Linked DNA regions of Homo sapiens: region 1 is linked to region 2. A link is an interaction called in ENCODE POLR2A ChIA-PET data of the cell type or tissue named here. Cell type or tissue: K562. All regions are shown on one strand. Links, peaks and the distances in the headings refer to the core of each region. The heading gives the core; the rest is flanking DNA. Region 1 overlaps RGS10 (regulator of G protein signaling 10). Region 2 has its middle 26 kb from the start of TIAL1.

Evidence for each region. ChIA-PET counts read pairs that join two places held together with the same protein. Peaks named below come from ENCODE experiments on the same cell type or tissue, not always from the same donor. Only the 100,000 strongest peaks of a DNase experiment are listed, where the experiment ranks them.
Region 1: POLR2A ChIA-PET joins it to region 2 with 5 read pairs; 2 of 35 experiments call an interaction of 5 or more read pairs at or near these places.

Annotation. Positions count from the first base shown.
Region 1 is chr10:119,512,834-119,518,214 of GRCh38, forward strand. It overlaps RGS10 (regulator of G protein signaling 10), which reads right to left. Exons shown (of 5, transcript NM_001005339.2): 4 at 2,676-2,819. Among named protein-coding and RNA genes, the nearest start is that of RGS10, 27 kb to the right of the region's middle. RefSeq lists a silencer at 2,618-2,831 and enhancers at 3,597-4,179, 4,969-5,248. In K562, for the core only: no CTCF peak of the experiment used is centred there; DNase peaks (open chromatin) are centred at 2,858 and 3,948.
Region 2 is chr10:119,620,210-119,625,590 of GRCh38, forward strand. It overlaps the pseudogene RAD1P1. Among named protein-coding and RNA genes, the nearest start is that of TIAL1, 26 kb to the left of the region's middle. In K562, for the core only: no CTCF peak of the experiment used is centred there; no DNase peak of the experiment used is centred there.

The DNA of each region.
Region 1 (5,381 bases), core at 136-5,135, 110 kb before region 2:
GACTGAGCCCAGCCTTCCAATAATAGATTTTTAACAACAGAGTATAACAGTACTTGCTTTACATTCAGCAGTTTGGACTGCACATCTGTTTGGTGTGCATAAACATATACATTATTATTACACTTATTAGGCCACATCTGTTAGGGGCATGTGCATATGTGTATTTATAGAAAAAAAGATGGAAAGTCTACAGATAAAATACTATTTGGTGGTTATCTCCAAGTGTGCAATTATGCAATAAAGAAATGATTTCTTCTTTATATTTTTGTTTCCCAAGTTTCTTTTGCTGAGCATGTGTGATGCTTACAGTTGGATAAAAACTATTTTAAAAAATTTTTCTGAGGCTGGGCCTGGTGGCTCTTGCCTGTAATCCCAACACTTTGGGAGTCCAAGGCTGGAGAATTGCCTGAGCTCAGGAGTTCAAGAATAGCCTGGGCAACATAGCGAAAGTTCATCTCTACAAAAAAAATACAAAAATTAGCTGGGCATGGTGGCACACACCTGTAGTCTCAGCTACTTGGGAGGTTGAGGTGGGAGGATCACTTGAGCCCGGGAGGCCAAGGCTGCACTGAGCCGGGTTCATGCCACTGTGCTCCAACCAGGGCAACAGAGGGACATCCTGTCGCAAAAATAAAATAAAATAAATAAATAAATAAAATTCTTTGTCATTAAAAAAGAAAAAAAAAACAATCAGCCTCTGTCCCCTGTGTTTCTTCCTTTCTGTGCTGGCTAAGCCTCCCACTGAATGAGTCTAAGGGGCACGCCTACTCATAAGGTCCAGCTCCGTTCTGAGCTGTTGGGCAGGCGGGCTGGATCTCTCAGAGCCTGCAGTGCTACCGCATGGAGTCAGAACTCTCCCATTCCTCATCCTACCTTGGCTCCCGCAGTCCTGGGAAGTGGGATGACCTGCATTCACAAAGCCTTTCCAATCCCTCTGCTCCAGGGGCCTCACCGAGCTTTGAGAAACAGCAAGAGGCTGCCCAGGAGCCTGGCAGAGCAACACAGGCCATGATGGTCATGGGGGGAGCATGGTCTTTGAAGGCAGATGGACAAGAGGGAATCTGGCTTCCAGCACTTTTGCTCCCTGCATGACTTAATGCTAAAAAAAACACTTAATCTCTCTGAACCTTGCTTTTCTCATCAGCAAAATGGGAATAATAACACTCATTGGAGATAAAATGAGACAATACACACCAAGTGTGACATCAGGCTCAAACGGGCAGTCCTAAATGGTAGTTAGGGCCAGGCGTGGTGGCTCACGCCTGTAATCCCAGCACTCTGGGAGGCCGACGCGGGCGGATCAGTTGAGGCCAGGAGTTCGGGACCAGCCTAGTCAACATGGTAAAACCCCGTCTCTACTAAAAATACAAAAAATTAGCCGGGCGTGGTGGTGTAGGCCTGTAATCCCAGCTGGTAGGGAGGCTGAGGCAGGAGAATCGCTTTAACTCAGGAGGCAGAGGTGGCAGTGAGCCGAGATCGAGCCACTGCACTCCAGCCTGGGCAACAGAGTGAGACTTCGTTTCAAAGAAAAAAACCTGAAAAGGCCAGGTGCAGTGGCTCACGCCTGTAATCACAGTACTTTGGGAGGCCAAGGAGGGTGGATCACTTGAGGTCAGGAGTTCGAGACTAGCCTAGTCAACATGGTGAAACCCTGTCTCTACTAAAAATACAAAAATTAACTGTGTGTGGTGGTGGGCGCCTGTAATTCCAGCTACTCAGGAGGCTGAGGCATGAGAATCGCTTGAACCTGGGAGGCGGAGGTTGCAGTGAACCAAGATCAAGCCACTGCACTCCATCCTGGGAGACAGAGTAAGACTCGGTATTAAAAAAAAAAAAAAAAAAGAACAAAAACACAGAACCAAAAGCGAAATGGTAGTTAGTGTTGTCATTACTGAGAATACCTAGAGCACAGAGGTCAGTACAGGTTCGCAACCCTGGCTGCACTTTCAAGTGCCCTAGGGAGCTCTGACAAGATTCTGAGGTCCAGGGTGGGGTCGATATCCTCATATGGCTACAGTCACAAAAACTGCCTTTTCACCATACATTCCACTCCCTTTCCCAGCGCAAATCAATGCCCATGCGTCCTTCCGACTGGCTCAAATTCACCACTTCCAGGAGGCCCTCCGCAAGTCTCCTTCAATAGCCAAATGTGAATCAGAATTCACATGGAATATGCTGCCCAATGCTAACCTTTTCATTATGCCTCAGGGGCTACATGATGAACTATTAATAGCTTACAGCATTAGGCCACCAGAAGTATGTGGAGGTGTCTGGATATTTGCACAGAAACAGCCTGCCACTTTGAGTTCTCCTGCTTGCTTTCTGGAGTTTTCCGTCTATTCTTACCTTCAGCAATTATAGGTTGCTTTCTCAGTACAGGCTCCTCAAATAGCTCCAGCCTCCCCTCTAATCTGGACTGAGAAGGCAGATAAACTGGTCTAAACTGTGTGTAGACCAAGATTAAACAGGCCTGGGGGGACTCCTGTGGGGCAAATCTCAAGCTTAGAATTCTGGTCCCCACTCTCCCCAACCATGGCCCCTCAGTGTACCTCGGTCTGCCCGGCCGTATGAGATGGTTTCCAGGGAGTCTAACATCGGGTGTTTCAGTAAATTCTTCCAGGCCTGGAATTAATGTAGGTTTTCAAATCAAGGTGCAGGCAGGGAAGTCGGGTTACCTGGTCCTGGAGTTTCTGGAACATCAGAGGGTGCGGTTCTTCCAGGATCTTCTCGTTGAGCCGAGACTGCCCCTCCACGTTGACCTGTGATGAGGCCTTGCTGGACAGAAAGGTCATGTAGATCTCCTTTGCCTTTTCCTGCATCTGGAGGAGACAGATGGGGCCTTGTGCTATCTGCACACACAGCCTTCCCGGCCTGAGCCCTGCTCTCCCCTCCAGCCAGGCCCACAGGAGCTGCTGTGGCAAGAGAAAGGCACCCCCCACAGCCCAGGGGCTCTCAGGCCACTCCAGAGAGAATTTCTATATGGGAGAGCCTGCACTGCCAAGCCCCTACCCCCGCCCCTTCATGCGCCTGCAGCCACTTCTCCTGGAACAAAATTGCTGCATTAACCATTCAGAAGTGATGACAGAAAGAATCCTGGCCCGCAGAGAGCACTCAGTACCATTTACAGCCATCCTGTGGCCGGGCACAGTGGCTCATGCCTGTAATCCCAGCACTTTGGGAAGCCGAGGCAGATTGATCACCTGAGGTCAGGAGTTCGAGAGCAGCCTGGCCAACATGGTGAAACCCCATCTCTAGTAAAAAGACAAAAATTAGCCAGGCGTGGTGGTGCAAACCTGTAATCTCAGCTACTCAGGAGGCTGAGGCAGGAGAATTGCTTGAACCCAGGAAAGAGAGGTTGCAGTGAGCTGAGATTGCACCACTGAACTCCAGCCTGGGTGACAGAGTGAGACTGTCTCTCAAAAAAAAAAAAAAAAATCAAGTTAAAGTATGCACACCTACTATCCCTACCAGTTATTAAGCGCCCACTGGGCTGCAGGCACCTGCTTGGAGGGATCCCATTTCCTTAATCCCCTGGACATGCAGCAAAGGGCATTTTCCTGTTAGCCCCACTTTCCCCATGAGGACACAGAGGTCAGGAGAGGTGGCATGGCTTATCTGAGAGCTTCCGGGAGCCTTAGGACTGTTTGGCTCCAAGGCCTCTGAATTCTGCTCAGTTCCACTTCCGCAAGACACATTGGCCCCTCCAGGTTGTGCGGTATGCGGCCTTCCCAGGCAGGGTGCATTTCCTTTTAGCTAACGAGATACTGAGCACAGCAGTGGAGAAAACACTCGCTGCCCGCCCTCAAGTCCCGAGTGCAGTCCTGCTGGGAAGCAGGAGCCGTGAGTAGGTACCGGCTTCCTGTTTCACCCGAAACTAACCGAGGCTGGCTCAGGAGCACTCACTGATGGTAAGGAGATGACTTCACAGTGAGAACTGTGTCTTCAGGACAGGCGCCTCAGGGCGGGGCTGCAGGCGCAGGAGCCCTCTCCTCCAGAACTTCCCCTGAGGGCTCGATTTTCTTTTAGAGAAAGGAGACTTCCTGTGCTCATACCTCGCCAACAGCAAAAGCGGGGCTGTTTCTCTGAACGTTAGAGTCTAAAGCATGACCTTACCCTACAGAGCAAGGCAGACAACAAATGCCTCTAAAATGCAGCCACACAGCTATGACATGTGTGTGGGGGGCCTGGAAAACTGCCTTTCTCTCCAAGAGCCCAACTGGGGCTCCGCATGTGCTGTGGGGCTTGGTTTGGGAAATCCCAAGCTCTGCAAACCTTCTGCCCTTAAGGAAACCACCAGAAGGTTTTGATAGCTGGGGCATGAAAGGAAGGAAGGGTAGCCCTTTTTTAGTTCAGGGCACTGGGGACAAAAGATCCTGAGAAGCCACGGCCTGGCCATGTCCTGTTCTGCGAGAAAGCAAGCCTCACCAGCACTTGCAGGGAGACGGCCCAGGTTGGGTGAACACCGAAAGCCATGCTGTCCACCCTGTCTTCACTGTCAATAGGAGCAATGAATCGATGCCAGACTCAGTGACACAGGAGTCTCTCCAGACAAGCGTGGCTATCTAAGGGACAGGTCTGGGGGCCATCCTCGAGACCCAAGGGGGTGGCACTTAGGAGCTGGCCCTGCTGTCCTCTCCAAGACCCACCAGCTCCATGAAGCCACAGCCTCCCTCCACCACCCCCATTCCGTCAGGAAGCAACCCTTTTGGAAAACCACTTCCTGTTTTAAAGCCACTTCATGAAAGGAGAATTTCGGCCAGGCAGATGAGCAAACTCCATGCAGAGGTCTGGGGGCAGAAATCACTTTAGACCTCCCCTCCTCCCCTTGACATTCACACGCACACACACACGCACACACGTGCACACACGCACACACATACACACATGAATCCAGGATATCTTGAGTGATTCTGAAATAGAGAAGTGCAATGAATGGCTTGAGTCTTTGAGGTGGGGCAGAAGAGGCCGGGGGAGAGGAAGTAGGTTCCAGTGACTGCAGGTATATAAGCTTTGAGGGTCTCAGCCCTGCCCTCTTCCACCGGCTGTCCCTCCTGAGTCTGCGTGAGAACAATGTGGGGTTCAAGGCCCTGGCTGACCAGATGCCCACTGTGAGCAGCTGCAGGGCTCAGCTTATCTCGGCGGAGCTAGGAAGTATGACTGAAAAGGGAAACCCTGAGACGGCGACCACAAGCCAGTCACGGGAAGGCCTGGTGTCTAGGCCGAGAACATGAGCAGAAAAGAAGAAACAGTCTGTGGAGCTATTTTGATAGATTTTTCCAGAGCTTTGTTAACCCTATTCTAGCTACTGTCCGGGTAGGAACAGAGCTGGTGGAGTTGATTCTGTGTCTGTGGCCTGGAAGGATGGCCGACTTCTCTTCCAC
Region 2 (5,381 bases), core at 225-5,224:
CAGTGAGTGACGAGGGGAGGGAAGAGAGCTTTTTGAAGCCATATGACCCTGGCATGTATTTCTGGGCCTCGCGTAGCACCTTCCCACGGGTGCTAGAGAGACAGGAGAGGAGGAAAGAGCCTCCCTCTTTCAGTCAAGAGTGCCACCTTGTGATGCCAGCACCAGAAAAGAACTGAACATCACTCTGGCCCCTGAGCTCAGCCCTGTGATTCATCCCCACAGCCCCTCCCTGGCAGTAGGCTCTGTTTGTGGTGCTCTGTAATTAGTTAATGAACTATCTGAATGATATTCCTGTAGTCATTCAACCAGCCCCATCCTCAGGGTGTAATTGTATTTGAGGTTATTTAAAAACATTATTGTATCCAAATAGAGTTTACATCAGCAGACAGCATGATTCGTAATTCTGCTATCCCTGGTGTTTCTAAATTGTGCTATAAACTGCCTGATGAGTCGTGCAAAAATGGCTGCACCAACAGAGAACAGTGGGGCTTCTCTGGCAAAAACCACCAACTATCTAAGGGGAAGAGTAGTAAAAGCAACTTGTGGCTAGAACCCAGTTGACTTCAGTATAGAACAGATTGTTTTCAAGAGGCCCTCCACTAATTTGATCATCATCTTTGGATGAACTAACTCTTCATTACCTTTACAAGAAAATGCTTGGAAAGGAAGTGGAAGGCTGATCTGAAGAGTGGCAGGGGCTGCTTCACTTCCTCTGCAGTTTCCTGGAGCTGCCTTGCTCCGCCTCAGGGAATTTGCTGGGAGAGGCTCTCCAGCATCCAGATCCCCCTGCAAAGGTGTTTCGCGATCTGCAGGAACAGGCCCCAGGAGCATCCCTTGGGGCCGAATGTGCAGTGGGCGATGCCCCTCCTGACCCAACAGATCCAAGACGAGCATGATCAATACAGTCTTGTGGCCAGCCTTGACAATGTTAGGAATCTCTCCACTATCTTAAAAGCTATTCATTTCCGAAAATGTGCTGTGTGTTTCGCAACTAAAAATGGAATCAAAGTAACAATGGAAAATGCAAAGTGTGTGCAAGCAAATGCTTTTATTCAGGCTGGAATATTTCAAGAGCTTAAAGTTCAGGAAGAGTCTGTTACTTTTTGAATTAATTTCATTGTCCTTTTAGACTGTTTATCTATTTTTGGATCAAGTCCTATGCCAGGGACTTGAACTGCACTTCGGATGTGTTACCAAGGTTATGGTTACCCTTTGATGCTGTTCCTGGAAGAAGAAGGAGTGGTGGCAGTCTGCAAAATCAATACACAGGAACCTGAAGGGACCTGGACTTTAATTTCTACAGCACTAATGTTATTGATAAAATTCTGCAGTCAGAAGGGCTCTGTGAAGCTTTTTCTGAATTGGATATGACGAGTGAGGTCCTACAAATTACCATGTCTCCTGACAAGCCTTATTTCAGGTTATCTACTTTTGGAAATGTAGGAAGTTCCCACCTTGACCGCCCCAAAGATTCTGATTTGATGGAAGCATTATAATCAGACCCAGGTCAACAGATGCAAGATTTCCTTACTGAAACCCTCTACAAAGGCATTAGTCCTGTCTTGTCACGTATCTACTCGGACAGATAACCGAGGCTTCCTTTCATTACAGTATATGATTAGAAATGAAGATGGACCAATATATTTTGTGGAATATTACTGCTGCCCTGATGAAGAAGTTCTTTAATCTGAGTCTTGAGTATGACGATTCACTGATATTTATGTGTACATTGATGATAGATGAAGTTCTCATTCTGAGTACGGTACTTTTTTTTTTTTTCTTTTTTGAGATGGAGTCTCACTCTGTCGCTGAGGCTGGAGTGCAGTGGCGCCATCTCAGCTCACTGCAACCTCCGCCTCCCAGGTTCAAGCGATTCTCCTGCCTCAGCCTCCCAAGTAGCTGGGATTACAGGTGCCCGCTACCACGCCTGGCTAATTTTTATATTTTAGTAGAGATGAGGTTTCACCATGTTGGCCAGGCTGGTCTTGAACTCCTGACCTCAGGTGATCCACCCGCCTTGGCCTCCCAAAGTGCTGGGATTACAGGCGTGAGCCACCACGCCCAGCCTTGAGTTCAGTACTCTTTATAATTTCATATTGTATTTCCTATAGAGAAGAAGCATGGGGAAGATAGAAACAAGGTCTGTGTACCCTAATAGTTGCTATGTGTTTTGTAAATACATTTTGTAAAGGGCATGTAAATAAATGTTTTCATGTAGTCATAAATTATTCAGGACTGTCCTGTAGTTCTGTCTTTTGAACTCATGGGAATGATTATGAACCAAGATTAATAAATTATACGTTCTATTTCAGTAGAACATTTCAAGAGTCTAAAGACTTATTCAGCTACCTGAAATGTTCTTTTATTTATTTACTATTAGAAAAGGCAAAGGTATATGCTCATTGCTTATTAGTTTGAATTCTAGAGACTAGATCTTAAAGCAGTGCTTCTCAAAGTGTTGTGCCCACACCAGCATCAGAACCACCTGCAAACTTGTAGCAAACTCTGGGGAGGAGGCCAGCATTCTATATTTTAACATGCTTCCCCCAGGAGATTCTGACGCATGCTAAATTTTGGGAACCACTGTTTTAAAGGAAACTTTTTTTAAAACTAGCATTTAATTGTATTGAGATGATTGCTTTTACATGTGATTTCTTTGCAAATGTTCTGAAGTTGAGGCATCACCAAACAAGTCTGAACAATTCTTTATGTGATTTATTTTTAAAGTAGACCTTCTGAGGAGATCTATGAATGGGATATAAAATAATTTTCAGGCCAGGTGCAGTGGCTCATGCCTGTAATCCCAGCACCTTGGGAGGCTGAGGCAGGCAGATTGCCTGAGGTCAGGAGTTCAAGACCAGCCTGGCCAACACAGTGAAACCTCATCTCTACTAAAAATACAAAAATTGGCCGGGTGTGGCAGTGCATGCCAGTAGTCCCAGCTACTCAGGAGGCTGAGGCAGGAGAATTGCTTGAACCTGGGAGGTGGAGGTTGCAGTGAGCCAAGATCGTGCCACTGCATTCCAGCCTGAGCAAGAGAGACTCTGTCTCAAAAAAAACAAAAAAACAAAACAATTTTCAGAGTTACAGGTTTTCTTCTTGTTCTCACAACTGTTCATTCCAGTAAGTAACTGCAGTAAGTACTTATTAGACACCTTCCATTTGCTTATAAGTTTCTTGGCAAATCAAGCTGTAGAAAACCAGTTATTAAGTGATTTTGTACTTTTCTGGTAGTCGTCACTAAAATAATTTTTGTGGCATATAAATATTTTTATATTTAATAAAGTACAATACTAAAAAACAGAAAATACATGGACACCAATCTTGGTCTGCCTTTCTTTACTATCTGTTTTGCAGATAATAGAGTAATACAGTTAAAAGCATGGGAATGGCTTAATGAATATCTCCCAGCCGCCATTTCTTTGTCTGTAAAATGGGGATTACGGGCTGGGCGCGGTGGCTCACGCCTGTAATCCCAGCACTTTGGGAGGCCGAGGTGGGTGGATCATGAGGTCAGGAGTTCAAGACCAGCCTGGCCAACATAGTGAAAACCCATCTCTACTAAAAAGATATAAAAAATTAGCCAGGCGTGATGGCGGATACCTGTAATCCCAGCTACTCAGGAGGCTGAGGCAGGAGAATCACTTGGAGGCAGGAGAATCACTTGATCCCAGGAGACGGAGGTTGCAGTGAGCCGAGATTGCACCACTGGACTCCAGCCTGGGCGACAAGAGTGAAACTCCATCTCCAAAAAAAAAAAAAAAACCAAAGCTTTTAGTACAACACCCAGGACAAGGCCACTGCCCAGTCCCGGGTGTTAGGGCTTTAGAAGTTTCTGCATAGTTTTAGTTATTTCTGTATATCTTGTTTTTTTTCTATAGCCTCACAACAGAGGTGATATTTATGTACGTTTTAATGCTCCTACTACTAGATTATAAATTCCCTGAAAGCAAGATTAATGTTTGCTTCCTTTCTATGTCTTCACACTTCTTATACACGGTAGGAACTCAGTAAATATTTGTCGAATAAATGAACATATTGATCCTATATTTAAGTGAAAAAAACTGCAAAATGTGCTTTATCTGGGCATTAATGCAAAAGTTCTCAAGATAAAGTTAATCTGTAGCTGTAAGTATATCTGAAATCTAGAATAATATATCTATGTCAGTTGCTAAGAGGGTCAAATGAGATGTGTATGAAAACCTCTTCAAAAATAGTAACATAGGGCCAGGCGCTGTGGTTCATGCCTGTAATCCCAGCACTTTGGGAGGCTGAGGCAGGTAGATCACAAGGTCAGGAGTTCAAGACCAGCCTGGCCAAGATGGTGAAACCCTGTCTCTACTAAAAATATAAAAATTAGCTGGGTGTGGTGGCAGGTGCCTGTAATCACAGCTACTTGGGAGGCTGAGGCAGAGAACTGCTTGAACCTGGGAGGTGGAGGTTGCAGTGAGCCAAGATCGTGCCACTGCACTCCAGCCTGGGTGACAGAGTGAGACTTCATCTCAAAAAAAAAAAAAACAAAAAAAAAATGGTAACATAGGGCCAGGCACGGTGGCTTACACCTGTAATCCCAGCACTTTGGGAGGCCAAGACAGGTGGATCACGTGAGGTCAGGAGTTTGAGACGAGACCTGCCAACATGGTGAAAACCCATCTCTACTAAAAATATAAAAAAACTAGCTGTGCGTGGTAGCAAATGCCTGTAATCCCAGCTACTTCGGAGGCTGAGGCAGGAGAATCGCTTGAACCCGGGAGGCGGAGGTTGCAGTGAGCCAAGACTGTACCACTGCACTCCAGCCTGGGTGACAGAATGAGACCCATCTCAATAAAATAAAATAAAATAAAAATAAAAAATGGTAACACAGCAAACATAGGTAATGTGTTATTGGTTTATATAATATACATATATAATACATAGAAGAAATCTATATATTATATATATAAATATAAATATATATATTATATATATAAATATAAATATATTATATATTATATATATAAATATAAATATATTATATATATATAATATAAATATATTATATATTATATATATAAATATAAATATATTATATATTATATATATATAAATATAAATATATTATATATTATATATATAAATATAAATATATTATATATTATATATATAAATATAAATATATTATATATTATATATAAATATAAATATATTATATATTATATATATAAATATAAATATATTATATATTACATATATAAATATAAATATATTATATATTACATATATAAATATAAATATATTATATATTACATATATAAATATAAATATATTATATATTATATATATAAATATAAATATATTATATATTATATATATAAATATATTATATATTATATATAAATATA